Regions from separate parts of the Homo sapiens genome. Here region 1 is linked to region 2. A link is a contact called in ENCODE Hi-C or POLR2A ChIA-PET data. All regions are on one chromosome and are shown on one strand. Each heading gives the region's core, a stretch centred on a gene start or an enhancer-like site at or near the end of the contact. The rest is flanking DNA. Distances are from core to core; before and after follow the strand shown. Region 1 holds the start of NDUFA13 (NADH:ubiquinone oxidoreductase subunit A13). Region 2 holds the start of REX1BD (required for excision 1-B domain containing).

What was found. Hi-C counts contacts between places; a loop is a spot of excess contacts on that map. ChIA-PET counts read pairs that join two places held with the same protein, here RNA polymerase II (POLR2A). Pooled maps may share reads with other maps.
Region 1: a loop to region 2 is called in a pooled map, with 5 times the contacts of the local background. The contact joins the promoter of NDUFA13 here to the promoter of REX1BD in region 2. A Hi-C loop is called at or near these places in 2 of 50 pooled maps. POLR2A ChIA-PET finds 5 or more read pairs at or near these places in 2 of 52 experiments (WTC11 and activated naive CD8-positive, alpha-beta T cell).

The regions. Positions count from the first base shown.
Region 1 is chr19:19,513,637-19,519,639 of GRCh38, reverse strand. It overlaps NDUFA13 (NADH:ubiquinone oxidoreductase subunit A13), which reads right to left and starts at 3,415. Exons shown (of 5, transcript NM_015965.7): 1 at 3,308-3,415. The coding sequence starts at 3,401. It overlaps TSSK6 (testis specific serine kinase 6), which reads left to right and starts at 4,092. Exons shown (of 1, transcript NM_032037.4): 1 at 4,092-5,421. The coding sequence starts at 4,213. The coding sequence ends at 5,034. RefSeq lists an enhancer at 3,237-3,516 and a silencer at 3,727-3,846.
Region 2 is chr19:18,584,000-18,590,532 of GRCh38, reverse strand. It overlaps REX1BD (required for excision 1-B domain containing), which reads right to left and starts at 1,735. Exons shown (of 5, transcript NM_001100418.2): 1 at 1,633-1,735; 2 at 1,456-1,538; 3 at 850-1,120. The coding sequence starts at 1,731. RefSeq lists a silencer at 1,388-1,907.

The DNA.
Region 1 (6,003 bases), core at 2,166-4,665, 930 kb before region 2:
TGTGTTGTATCTCTTCAGCTCAGCTGTGAGCGCTTGGGGACAGGGCCCGGAACCATGTGCTCACTCAACAATGAAAGCAGGGCCATAAACAAAGAGCACACCAGCATAGGGGTATCCTCCTCACTCCTCCACCGGGAAAGGCTGGGGTGGGTGTGTATGTGCTGTAACAAAAGTCCACACCATTAGGAGACACAACCCCAGGCAGTGGTATTTAGGGCACTGTCTGGCACAGGGGGGGCCACTGCTCTGTGGTGAACTGGGAGAGGACCAGGGTATTTATACAAAAATGAGATGCTGGAAGCAGGGAGCTCAGGGAGCCTCCAGGCCTGAGGTCCTTCTGTGGCCTGGTCTGGCTGCAGGTCACACAGGTGCATATTTGGAAACAGACCTTGTGCTGCACACCTGAAGGGGTGGGGTAGCCCAGGTTACACCGGAGAAGAATGAGACTCGGCCAGGCGTGGTGGCTCATGCCTGTAATACCAGCACTTTGGGCGGCTGAGGCAGGGGGACCACCTGAGGTCAGGAGTTCGAGACCAGCCTGGCCTACATGGTGAAACCCTGTCACTACTAAAAATACAAAAAAAAAAAAAAAAATAGGCCGGGCCCAGTGGCTCACACCTGTAATCCCACCACTTTGGGAGACCAAGGCGGGCAGATCATCTGAGGTCAGGAGTTTGAGACCAGCCTGACCAACATGGAGAAACCCCATCTCTACTAAAAATACAAAAAATTAGCTGTGCATGGTGGCACATGCCTGTAATCCTAGCTATTCGGGAGGCTGAGACAGGAGAATCGCTTAAACCTGGGAGGCAGAGGTTGCGGTGAGCCAAGATTGCACCATTGCACTCTAGCCTGGGCAATAAAAGTGAAAACTCCATCTCAAAAAAAAAAAAAAAAAAAAAAAAAAAAATCGCAGGGCATGGTGGCGCCCACCTGTAATCCCAGATACTAGGGAGGCCGAGGGAGGAGAATCGCTTGAACCTGGGAGGCACAGGTTGCAGTGAGCCGAGATCACGCCACTGCACTCCAGCCTGGGTGACAGAGCAAGACCTGGTCTAAAAAAAAAAAACACACACACAAAAAACAACAACCAAAAAACAAACAACGCCAGGCGTGGTGGGTCGTGCCTGCAATATTAGCACTTTGGGAGGCCGAGGTGGGTGGATAACCTGAGGTCAGGAGTTCGAGACCAGTCTGACCAATATGGTGAAACCCCATCTCTACTAAAAATACAAAAATTAGCCGGATGTGGTGGCATCCAACTGTACTCCCAGCTACTCGGGAGGCTGAGACAGGAGAATTGCTTGAACCCAGGAGGTGGAGGTTGCAGTGAGCCAAGATCGGGCCACTGCACTCTAGCCTGGGTGACAGAATGAGACTCTGTCTCAAAAAATAAAAAAGAAAGAAAGAAAAGAAAAAAGAAAAATGAGGAAATAGAATGCATTATATTCCTCCAATGTGTTCTGGGACAGCACTCATGGGCCAGATCTAGCCTGAAGCCTCTTTTTTTTTTTTTTAATTTTTGGTAGAGGTGGGGGTCTCACTATGTTGCCCAGGCTGGTCACAAACTCCTGGGCTCAAGCCATCCTCCCGCTTCAGCCTCCCAAAGTGTGGGGATTACAGGCATGAGCCACCTGGCTCACAGGCAATCTGTTTTTGTAGAGCCCCCAGGCTAAGAACACTTTCCATTTGTAAATGGTTGTCTCAGTAACTGAAACTTTCTGGCCAGCCAAACCCAAAATACTTGTCATCTGTCCCTTTTATAGAAAAAGTCTGCCAATCTCAGTTCTGGGATACAAGAAAAACAAGAGGAGGTTGGCCGCGGTGGCTCATGCCTGTAATTCCAGCACTTTGGGAGGCTGAGGCTGGAGGATCACTTGAGCCCAGGAGTTTGAGACCAGCCTGGTCAACATAGCTGCACCCTGTCTCTACAAAAAGTAGAAATAAAAAATAAAAAAACCAAGAAGGGGCTGGGGAGGACTTTTCACCTCACACTGATTTTTCTACTGTCTGAATTATTACGTTTTTAATTACCATGCTCATTTTTGTGTGTGTGTTAAAATTGAGGAATAATGTGCATAACATGTAATTTAAATGTAAAGTTTGATTTGTTAAGAGACATGCATTCTGCCGAGCACGGTAGCTCATGCCGATAGTCCCATCACTTTGGGAAGCCGAGGTGGGTGGATCACTTGAGCCCAGGACTTCGAGACCAGCCTGGGCAAGATGGCGAGATCCCATCTCTATAGAAAATACAGAAAGCTGGGCGCATGCTTGTAATCCCAGCTTCTCAGGAGGCTGGGGTGGGAGGATGGCTTGAGCCCAGGAGGCGGAGGTTGCCAAGAAATCACTCCAGCCCAGGCAACAGAACCATACCGTCTTAAAAAAAAAAAAAGAAATGTATGTATTCACTCTTAGATTACGTTTAAAAGTTTCTATTTGTCTGTTAACCTGGGGACTGAGTATGGGCGCCTTTTAAGTTCTCTTTTTCAATTTTCTGTGCTGAGCCCGATAACAAAATTTAACGTGTTACTTAAACATTTGAAAACTTTACGCCGGGCATGGTGGCTCACGCCTGTAATCCCAGCACTTTGGGAGGCCGAGGTGGGCGGATCATCCGAGGTTGGGAGTTCGAGACCACCCTGACCAACATGGAGAAACCCCGTCTCTACTAAAAACACAAAGTTAGCCAGGCGTTGTGGCACATGCCTGTAATCCCAGCTACTCAGGAGGCTGAGGCAAGAGAATCGCTTGAACCCAGGAGGCGGAGGTTGCGGTGAGCCGAGATGGCGCCATTGCACTCCAGCCTGGGCAACAAGAGCAAAACTCCGTCTCAAAAAAAAAAAATTGAAAATTTAAAGAATATGGATTCCTGTGACACCATGCAGGCGGGGGCTGCCAGCAGGGAACCACTGCATAGAACATCTTGTAAATTCCCTCCAGGTTCCGGGTTGCGGCCTCAGCTTTGCCTTGGGGAGCCGCGGCCTTCTTTGGGCCTCAGTTTCCCCATCTTAGAAATCCAAGGGTGGCTGAGGGCCAGAGCACAGGCTATGACTCAGTTTAACCCACTGTAAAACGTAAATAACTAGAGGGACCGATTTCCTGGGCTGTTACGAGAAGGAAGAGGAGCTGGGAAAGACCTCAACAAACTGCAGCACTTAGCGTTATTACAGAAGCTATGATGGATCCCCGGGCTCCGCCTCCGGTCACACCGCCGGGAAAACTGAGGCCCGCCTGTGTCCCCGGAACCCCGCCCCCGAGCCCCGAGTGCCCAGACTCTGAGACCCCGGCGCAGAGTGATACTGACCCGACAGTCCTCGACGCGGCAAGTTCCGTTTGTAGTCGATGGGCCCATAGCCCCCCGGCGGAGGCATGTCCTGCTTCACCTTTGACGCCGCCATACTCGCAGTATCCCACACTTCCGGTCCCGGGCGGAAGTGACTTACTGCCACCGCCATGATGAGTGTGGCGGAAGCACTTGAGATGGTCCGCGGCACGGCTAGGAAGTCCCGGACAGTAGTGTAACTATCCGACCGCGCGGGAAAGCTCTGGCGGCGGACCCTGGGTAGGAATGCGCTGCCGGGCTGCAGCTGAGGGGTCTTTACTCCTCTTTTGCCCAGACAGGGCGTGACTCGCCTTGGTTCTTGCATTATAGGCCCTCGCGTTCACCTTGCCTCTGGGGTGTTGCGCAGGCCAGTCAGAAACTCCGAGCTCTCAAAGGAGCCAGGTGCCCCAGTTAAGGCCCCTTTTCCCGTTTTCGCCCCGTCTAGGGACTCTACGCGAAGCCCAGGGCTCCACGTAGTCACGGGCTGGGTACATGATGTTGGGGGGCAGCTGCTGCTCGAAGTCGGACTCACCCCAATCCCTGGAACGGATTCTGCTCCCTGGTGGTGATGGGTATCCCTTGCTAGTGGCCTCTCATCGGAAACTGACCATTCAGGATGATTATGAGTCACAAAGCAGGGAGGCTAGGGTGGCCCCGGGGCGGGGTCCCGGACCCCCACCCTAAGGCGGAGTGACGCCCGCAGTCACTTCACAAGGCAAAAATTGTTACGGGGCAATAAAAGGCACAACAGCGGCCAATGTCTGGCAGTGGGCACATGGGGGTGCGGGGGTGTAGGTGCCAAGCGCCATGGCTTAGACCCGAGATTGGAGTCCGGCCGCCCCCCGACAGCAGCCGCCTCCTGCCCCCCGTGCGCCCTAGGCGCCACCATGTCGGGAGACAAACTTCTGAGCGAACTCGGTTATAAGCTGGGCCGCACAATTGGAGAGGGCAGCTACTCCAAGGTGAAGGTGGCCACATCCAAGAAGTACAAGGGTACCGTGGCCATCAAGGTGGTGGACCGGCGGCGAGCGCCCCCGGACTTCGTCAACAAGTTCCTGCCGCGAGAGCTGTCCATCCTGCGGGGCGTGCGACACCCGCACATCGTGCACGTCTTCGAGTTCATCGAGGTGTGCAACGGGAAACTGTACATCGTGATGGAAGCGGCCGCCACCGACCTGCTGCAAGCCGTGCAGCGCAACGGGCGCATCCCCGGAGTTCAGGCGCGCGACCTCTTTGCGCAGATCGCCGGCGCCGTGCGCTACCTGCACGATCATCACCTGGTGCACCGCGACCTCAAGTGCGAAAACGTGCTGCTGAGCCCGGACGAGCGCCGCGTCAAGCTCACCGACTTCGGCTTCGGCCGCCAGGCCCATGGCTACCCAGACCTGAGCACCACCTACTGCGGCTCAGCCGCCTACGCGTCACCCGAGGTGCTCCTGGGCATCCCCTACGACCCCAAGAAGTACGATGTGTGGAGCATGGGCGTCGTGCTCTACGTCATGGTCACCGGGTGCATGCCCTTCGACGACTCGGACATCGCCGGCCTGCCCCGGCGCCAGAAACGCGGCGTGCTCTATCCCGAAGGCCTCGAGCTGTCCGAGCGCTGCAAGGCCCTGATCGCCGAGCTGCTGCAGTTCAGCCCGTCCGCCAGGCCCTCCGCGGGCCAGGTAGCGCGCAACTGCTGGCTGCGCGCCGGGGACTCCGGCTAGAAGCCGGGTGGTTCCAGCCATTCCTGCAGCCAAGGGCACTGGGCCAGGGCGGCGCACGCGCAAGAGGCGCGCTTCGAGGGAATATGCGAAGCTGCCGCGTGCTGCTGCACATGCGCTTTTTCCCTTCCGCTTCCCTCCCTTTCTTCCCACGGGGGAGTCCGCAGTTGCCCTTGTTCGGAATCCACGTTCCCCGCGATCCCGGGAGCTGGAGGCGCATGCGCATCCGCGATTCCCTGCGACCAGGCCCCGAGAGGGCGAGACCAGAGGGGACGGAAGCATTGCGCCTGCGCGGAACTCTCAGCCTCTGCGCGGAGGGCGTCCCTTCCCAACCAGCCGTGGGTGCCAGGTTCCCGGTTGGAACCTGCAATAAACTCGCTGTTCCTCGCACCTGGCTCTAACGGTGGCCCCCATTTGCGGACTAGTGGAGAAGCGATCGCTCCATCCGGGGAAGGCAGGCGCGGGTACCCTATTTTAGAGTCACGCATGTTGAGGTTATTGCTCCAAGACTCAAAAGGGAGTCGGGAGGATTCGAGCCTGGACCTTTTGAGCTCCCCAGTATGGGCAAACTCAAAGGAGCTTTGTTGTCCCCGGGTCGTGATGTCGCTGTGATGATGGGCTGGGAAGCAAGTGGACCCCAGCGCCTCGCCGTCCACATCTTTTAAGAATGGAACAGCCAGGGGTGGGGCGAGGGTGGCCTGTCTCCACGTAAAGTAGGAGTTTATAGATAAGGAAACTGAGGCCCACATGGATGTCACTTGCCAAAAGGCAGAGCCAAGGGCCAGGCGCGGTGGCTCACGCCTGTAACCCCAACACTGCGAGTCCGAAGCGGGCAGATATCTTGAGGTCAGGAGTTCGAAAACAGCCTGGGCATCACAGCCGAGACCTCATCTCTTGTTTGTTTGTTTGTTTGTTTGTTTGTTTTTTGAGACAGAGTCTCGCTCTGTCGCCCAAGCTGGAGTGCAGTGGCAC
Region 2 (6,533 bases), core at 486-2,985:
GTAGGCCAAAAAGCCTGGACGCGGTGGCTCACGCCTGAAATCCCAGCACTTCGGGAAGCAGAAGAGGGCGGATCGCTTGAGACCAGGAGTTCGAGACCAGCCTTGCCCATATGGCACAACCCCGTCTCTACTAAAAAAAATACAAAATACAAAAATTATGCCTGTAATCCCAGCTACTCAGGAGGCTGAGGCAGGAGAATCGCTTGAATCTGGGAGGCGGAGGTTGCCGTTAGCCGAGATCGCGCCATTGCACTCTAGCCTGGGTGAGAGAGCAAGAGAGCAAGAGCCTGTCTTAAAAAAAAAAAAAAAAAAAAAAAACACCAGAAAGAAAAAGGCCAAAGAGACGCTGAGACGGGTCGCTCATGGGGGGCGTGGCCTAGGAATTCCAGTCACACACGGTTGCAGGGCCGAGCAGGCGGATCGCAAGAGAGAAATAGGCAAAGAACTAAAGCTGTGATGGAGGAATAATACGGAGGAGGCGTGGCCTGGGACCCCCCTCGCCTGTATCTACGGGAGGTTGAGGGTGGGACCCTAGACGCGGAACAACCAGAGTGGGTGGAGCATTGTTGGGGCGGGATCTGGGCATCTTGGAATAGCATTTAGGCGGAGCTGGGAGAAAGCGGGAGTGCTCTGGGAATAAGGACAAAACTTGGGAAAAAAATTGGGGATGAACAGCAGAGGGCAAGGTCCGAGAATCCCCAAGTGAAGCCTTAATAGAGGATTGGGGTGGGACAGGAAGGGGTGAGGTCTGTGTATGGGATACTGGGACCACCCCCCAACCAGGGGTGCGTCATGAGAGGAGCCGGCCAGGGTCCTAGAGACACGGCGGGGAAGGGGTGGTGGCCTCACCGTGCCCAGCCGCGTCTGCTCCAGCTCCTGCAGGCTGCGCACGTGGCCGGCGAGCAGCGGCTGCCTGCGAGGCCCGCCCAGCTCTGCTTCCACCGCCAGCACCTCCCGCGAGGCGGCGGCGAAGGCCTGGGTCACCCCGTGCACTGTGCTCCGGTAGCGCGCGAAGTCGTAGTCAGGGCCGCTGCGCAGGTACTGGCGGTGGCCTCTGCGGCATGTGGGGACCCTGAGGCCGCGCCCCCAGGCTCTCAGGCCCTGCACCGGCGCCAACCACCTGAAAGGCCCCCAGGAAGTGTCCCCAGACACCAGAGGGGAGGACTGGTAGGTAGGAAGGACGCTTCCTGACTCCCGCAGGGGAACGCGAGACAGGCCCACCCCTGCTCTTGGGGAGGAGAGAGAAGCCACGAAGAGTGAGTCGTCGGGTAGTGGGGACGTGCTGTGGGGCCTTTTTCGTGAAGGTGAGGACCCGGTGCCCCGAAATCCCCGCCCCATCTGACTCTGCAGCCACACAAGGACCCAGCTCCTCCTCCAGGCACGCCCGCCGAGAACACGCCCACGCCCGGAGCGGGCGGGGGACCGAACCCTGAGCCCCTCCGCGCCCCCACTCACTCCTCCAGTCGGCGGAAGCCCTGCGCGCGCTCAGCCTGCAGCTGGTGGATGCGCTGCACCAGCGTCCGGATCGGGGCGTCTTTCTGCGGGACAGGGGGCACGGCTGGGGCATGAAGCCCGCGCCCCTGGGTCTGCGCCGCCCGCCCCGCGCCCGTTCCCGCTTGGGCCTGGGCTCACCCAGGGCCACGCCGGCTCCTCGCGTCCCCGAGCTTCGGTGGCCTCCTCAGCAGCAGGCACTGCAGGGACCGTAGGCTCCGCCGCGGTCTCGGTGATCATGACTGCGCAGCCCTGGCCAGGCTCCGGAGCAGGCCCTTCCGCTGCGCCCGACGCCCCCTACAGGCCGGGAGGTCCACGGACCCCCTACCCTGCGGCCGGCCAGCCAGAAGGAAGAAAGGGGAACCAAGACCGCGGGCCGCCCAGTCAAGCCCACCCTTCTTGTTCCCGTCCAGGGCCCGCCTCCGATCGTGTTTTTCCTTGATTGTGCGGCTCTGAATACAGAACAGCTGTTAGCCTTGAGTTCGTTCCTATGCTTGTATCTCAACACCGACTTCCACTTGAAGCGGGTACTGAGCGTGGGTTTTGACGTTCAAGAGTGTTAAGTAAGCCTGGGCAACCTAGGGAGGCCCGATCTCTACAGAAAAACCAATTAGCCCGACATGGTGGCTCCCGCCTCCAGTCCCAGCTACTCGGGAGGCTGAGGTGGGAGGATTACATGAGCCCGGGAGTTGGGGGCTGCCATGAGCTATGACCATGCCACTGCACTCCAGCCGGAGCCACAGTGAGTCTGCCTCAAAAAAAGTGCAGTGGCTGGAACTCCACCAACATTAACAGAGATTCACTGGCTCTTCAGAGAATCACAGGGGTGAAGACAAGATTCAGTGACAGGGACGGTGTCAACAGCCCACCGAGTTGAATTGGGTGTCTTGTGTAATAGCCCTGAGCCTGGAGCATAGCAGGGGCCAGAACGACCTCAAAGTACAGAGGAGGCCTTGGAGCTTCCTGCTGGAGGGATACATGGGCTAGACAGAGCTTTGGAAAGCTTCCTCCTCCAGGGGCCCAGCCGGAGGAGCAGGAAGATGCTGGTAGCCTGACTTAGTGAAGAGGGACCAGCTCAGGTATGGGGTGACAGACACCAGCCTTTAAGGGGGAAGGGACTAGGCTGTTAGTGAGTTGGGAGTTTTTCTTGCCGATGGGTTCGTGGTCTCGCTAACTTTGAAGAATGAAGCTGTGGACCTTCGCGGTGTGTGTTACAGATCAAAAAGAGTCCACGGACCAGGAGAGTGAGCAGCAGGGCAGTTTATTGAACAAAGCGAAAGGAAAGCTTCCACATGCTGGAAGGGGACCCGGAAGGGTTGCCGTTGCTGGCTCCGGTGGCTAGGGCTCATATCCCTATGTTACCCCTCCCCTTTCTTTTTGTCCATTGAGAGTGGTTCTTTTTTCAATCCTCCTCTGGAGTGTTTTTTTTTTTTGTTTTTTTTTTTTTTTTTTTTTAGTGAGACAGAGTCTCGCTCTGTCGCCCAGGCTGCAGTGCAATGGCACGATCTCGGCTCACTTCAAGCTCTGCCTCCCGGGTTCACGCCATTCTCCTGCCTCAGCCTCCCCAGTAGCTGGGACCACAGGCGCCCGCCACCACACCCGGCCAATTTTTTGTATTTTTAGTAGAGGCAGGGTTTCACCGGGTTAGCCAGGATGGTCTCAATCTCCTGACCTCGTGATCCGCCCGCCTCGGCCTCCCAAAGTGCTGGGATTACAGGCGTGAGCCACCGCGCCCGGCCTGGAGTGGTTAATTCTGAATCCTTCACTCGATTGGTTAAGAACTCAAAACACTGAGTCACAGGGGTCTTCTGTGAAAGTCCCCAAACCTGCCCAGTAAATCCTGCCAACTCCACCCCTCAGTCCCCTCTCTCAACAGGAGAGCCCAACTGCTGTTGGGGTGTGGGAGGATGACCACTCTAATTGCTTCCTGCTGAATAGGGGCATAGAAGGGGTTCTGTAGCTGAGGTTTCCTCGTGAGAGGTGGTTTGGGTGTCAACGTCCGGGTATGGGCCGGCAGGCTGGTTTAGGGGTCCTTGATAATAGGTGCTGGTTGAAGTCATCTGAGGTTCCATCTGCAGTAACATTTCTAGTTTCATTGATTCTATTCAGGAAGAAACGAAAGGATGAAGGAACTGAAAAGACATGGGCCAAAGGTTACTCCTAGAATAATCATAAGGAAGGGACCTAAAAATGGAAGAAGCCAGTGGAGAACAGGCTGTGAGAACCCTGAGGTAGTTTCGGTTGTCCCACCATGTAGTCTGCTAGCTCTATCCTGAAGTCATTTAATTCCATCTCTCACTATGCCTGATTTATTGACATAAAAACAACATTCCTTGTTCAGAAAAAGGCATGTTCCTCCCCTTTCGGCAGTGAGGAGATTGGAGATCTAGTGCTCACTGGTTCTGGAGAACCACAGCTGCTAATGAGTCTATTTGGTCCTGGATTTGAGTAAGTTGGAGAGAGATTTCATCTAGGCTGTGAGTCCACTTCCTAGGTGGTAGTAAATCCTAAACCAGCCAATAGAGGAAGTAGTGAGATTGCTCTCGGCTGAAGCTTAGCATGAATGGGCACAGCTACTGCCTCTTCTGAAAAGGAATAAGTCACAGGAGGTACTATGTAGGCTAAAGTACAAGTTCCTGTCCAGTTGGTGGGGAGGCAAATATAGAAGGATCTTCCACACACAAAGAAAACTCCTTATCAGGGTTCTATACACCCCTGTAGCTGAAAACTCATAAGGGCTGTGGTCAGTCTAAATTCATTTCTCATTCCCATGATTTGAGGGTTCAGGACAAATGGGCCACTCCTAGCAGTTGGAGCTGAATAGAATTTGCCAAGGACGTATTATGGGGTTCCTGTAAGGCAAACCGGTGGCTAGCTGCATTAAGAAAAACTCTCGGCTGGGTGCAGTGGCTCACGCCTGTAATCCCAGCACTTTCGGAGGCCAAGGCTGGTGGATCACGAGGTCAGGAGATCAAGACCATCCTGGCTAACATGGTGAAACTCCATCTCTACTAAAAATACAAAAAATTAGCTGGGTGTGGTGGTGGGCGCCTGTAGTCCCAGCTACTCGGGAGGCTGAGGCAGGAGAATGGTGCAAACCTGGGAGGCGGAGCTTGCAGTGAGGGAGATCGCGCCACTGCACTCCAGCCTGGGCGACAGAGCGAGACTCCATCTCAAAAACAAAACAAAACAACAACAACAAAAAGAAAAACTCGCGCACCCCAGACAGGAAGCAGGAAGCAATGGGGTTTTTTTAACCCTTTGCCTGTGAGAGAGGAACCAAGTCCCAGGAGGGGGATATCCTGGGCAAAAGGAAGTCTGCCCCAGCAGTAATTGCTTGTTGTTTTGGCCTCTGGTGGGGGAATTATTTGGCTTGGGGTGGTAAATCTTAAGGGATAGGTGACTGAAATAGGGTTTCCAAGGAACTCATGTTTATTTCCACAAAACATTGGGGTGCCAGTAGTCGTACTGTAAGAATTAGAATATTTGAACTCTATATCCAAGGCAAGCTATAGTTGCAGCCAGCCACGTGTCCCACACCTTGTGATCATGGGAACACTTGATGGGAGATACAAAGGAGTGGAGGCGAAGAGAAGGAGGTTATTGTGCCCACAGAACCTATGATTGGGATAGCTGATAGAGCGAATTGTCGGAGAATGGCGGCGGCTGCTTTTAAGGCTGCTTGAGCCCTGTCAGGGAAATTGGACCTATCACTAGGATGAAAAAATCCTGGACCCTTAGAAGTGTTAGCTATGTATGAGGCCTCAGAGCTTTCCACCCATATGTTGAGGGGGGCCGGAACTGCTGTATATAAGGGGGAAATTAGGGTTCATGCAAACCCAACAGGATGAGTTACTCTGATTGGGAAGTGCTTCAAATAAAAACCTGGAGGACATGTTTATAATTCCCTCAAGGTAGGCCGGGCACGGTGGCTCACGCCTGTAATCCCAGCACTTTGGGAGGCTGAGGAGGGCAGATCACGAGGTCAGCAGATCGAGACCACGGTGAAACCCCGTCTCTACTAAAAATACAAAAAATTAGCCAGGTGTGGTGGTGGGCGCCTGTAGTCCCAGCTACTTGGGAGGCTGAGGGAGGAGAATGGTGTGAACCCGGAAGGCAGAGCTTGCAGTGAGCCGAGATCACGTCACTGCACTCCAGCCTGGGCGACAGAGCGAGACTCTGTCTCAAAAAAAAAAAAAAAAAATAATAATAATAATAATAATTCCCTCAAGATTAGGGGAAGACATTGAGCGGGGAAAGGTTAAGACTTGGGCAAAGGCAAGGAATGTTAGGATGTTAGAGTACATTCTGTTTTTAAAACAAGAACTGAGGTAGAACTTATGAGCACTGATTAATTTTCCTTCTGAAAGAGGATACATAAGTCTTCCAATGGCTCGTGGGTGTAAGAAGGTTTGTCTGGCTGACTCTTAGATTCCCAAGCTAATGATTCTGCGGGTTTTTCAGGCTGTATCCAAGGTTTGATTCAGGTGTGATGGATCCAAGACTCCACTCCAATCACCTTGACTGCAGTTGGAGTGGAGAGGATAACCAAATATGGTCCTTCCCACGATGGATCTAGGGATGGGGAGGTAGAGGGGAGGGACTTGACTAATACTAGATCCCTGGGATGGAACGATGCTTTTCCCTTTTCTCGGTGGCATCCCTCGGGTAATGTCTTTAGGATTTGCTGGTACCTAGCCAAAGAAGTTATGTCCTTGACCAAGTTGGCAGTTTCTCAATCAAGTAAGAGGTTGTTTGTGAGAAAAGGCTGTCCATATAGCATTTCATAAGGACTGAGTCCTATCTTGTGGGGAGAATTTAGGATCCTTAATAATGCTATGGGCAAGAGGGTGAGTTTCCATGGGAGGTGAGTTTCTTGTGTTAATTTCCTTGAGTGCCTTTTGAGTGTTTCATTAATCTTCTCGACTTTCCCTGAGGATTGTGGTCCCTGGGCGCAATGAAGGTGATTTTTTTTTTTTTTTTTTGAGGGAGTCTCGCTCTGTCGCACAGGCTGGAGTGCAGTGGTGCAATCTCGGCTCACT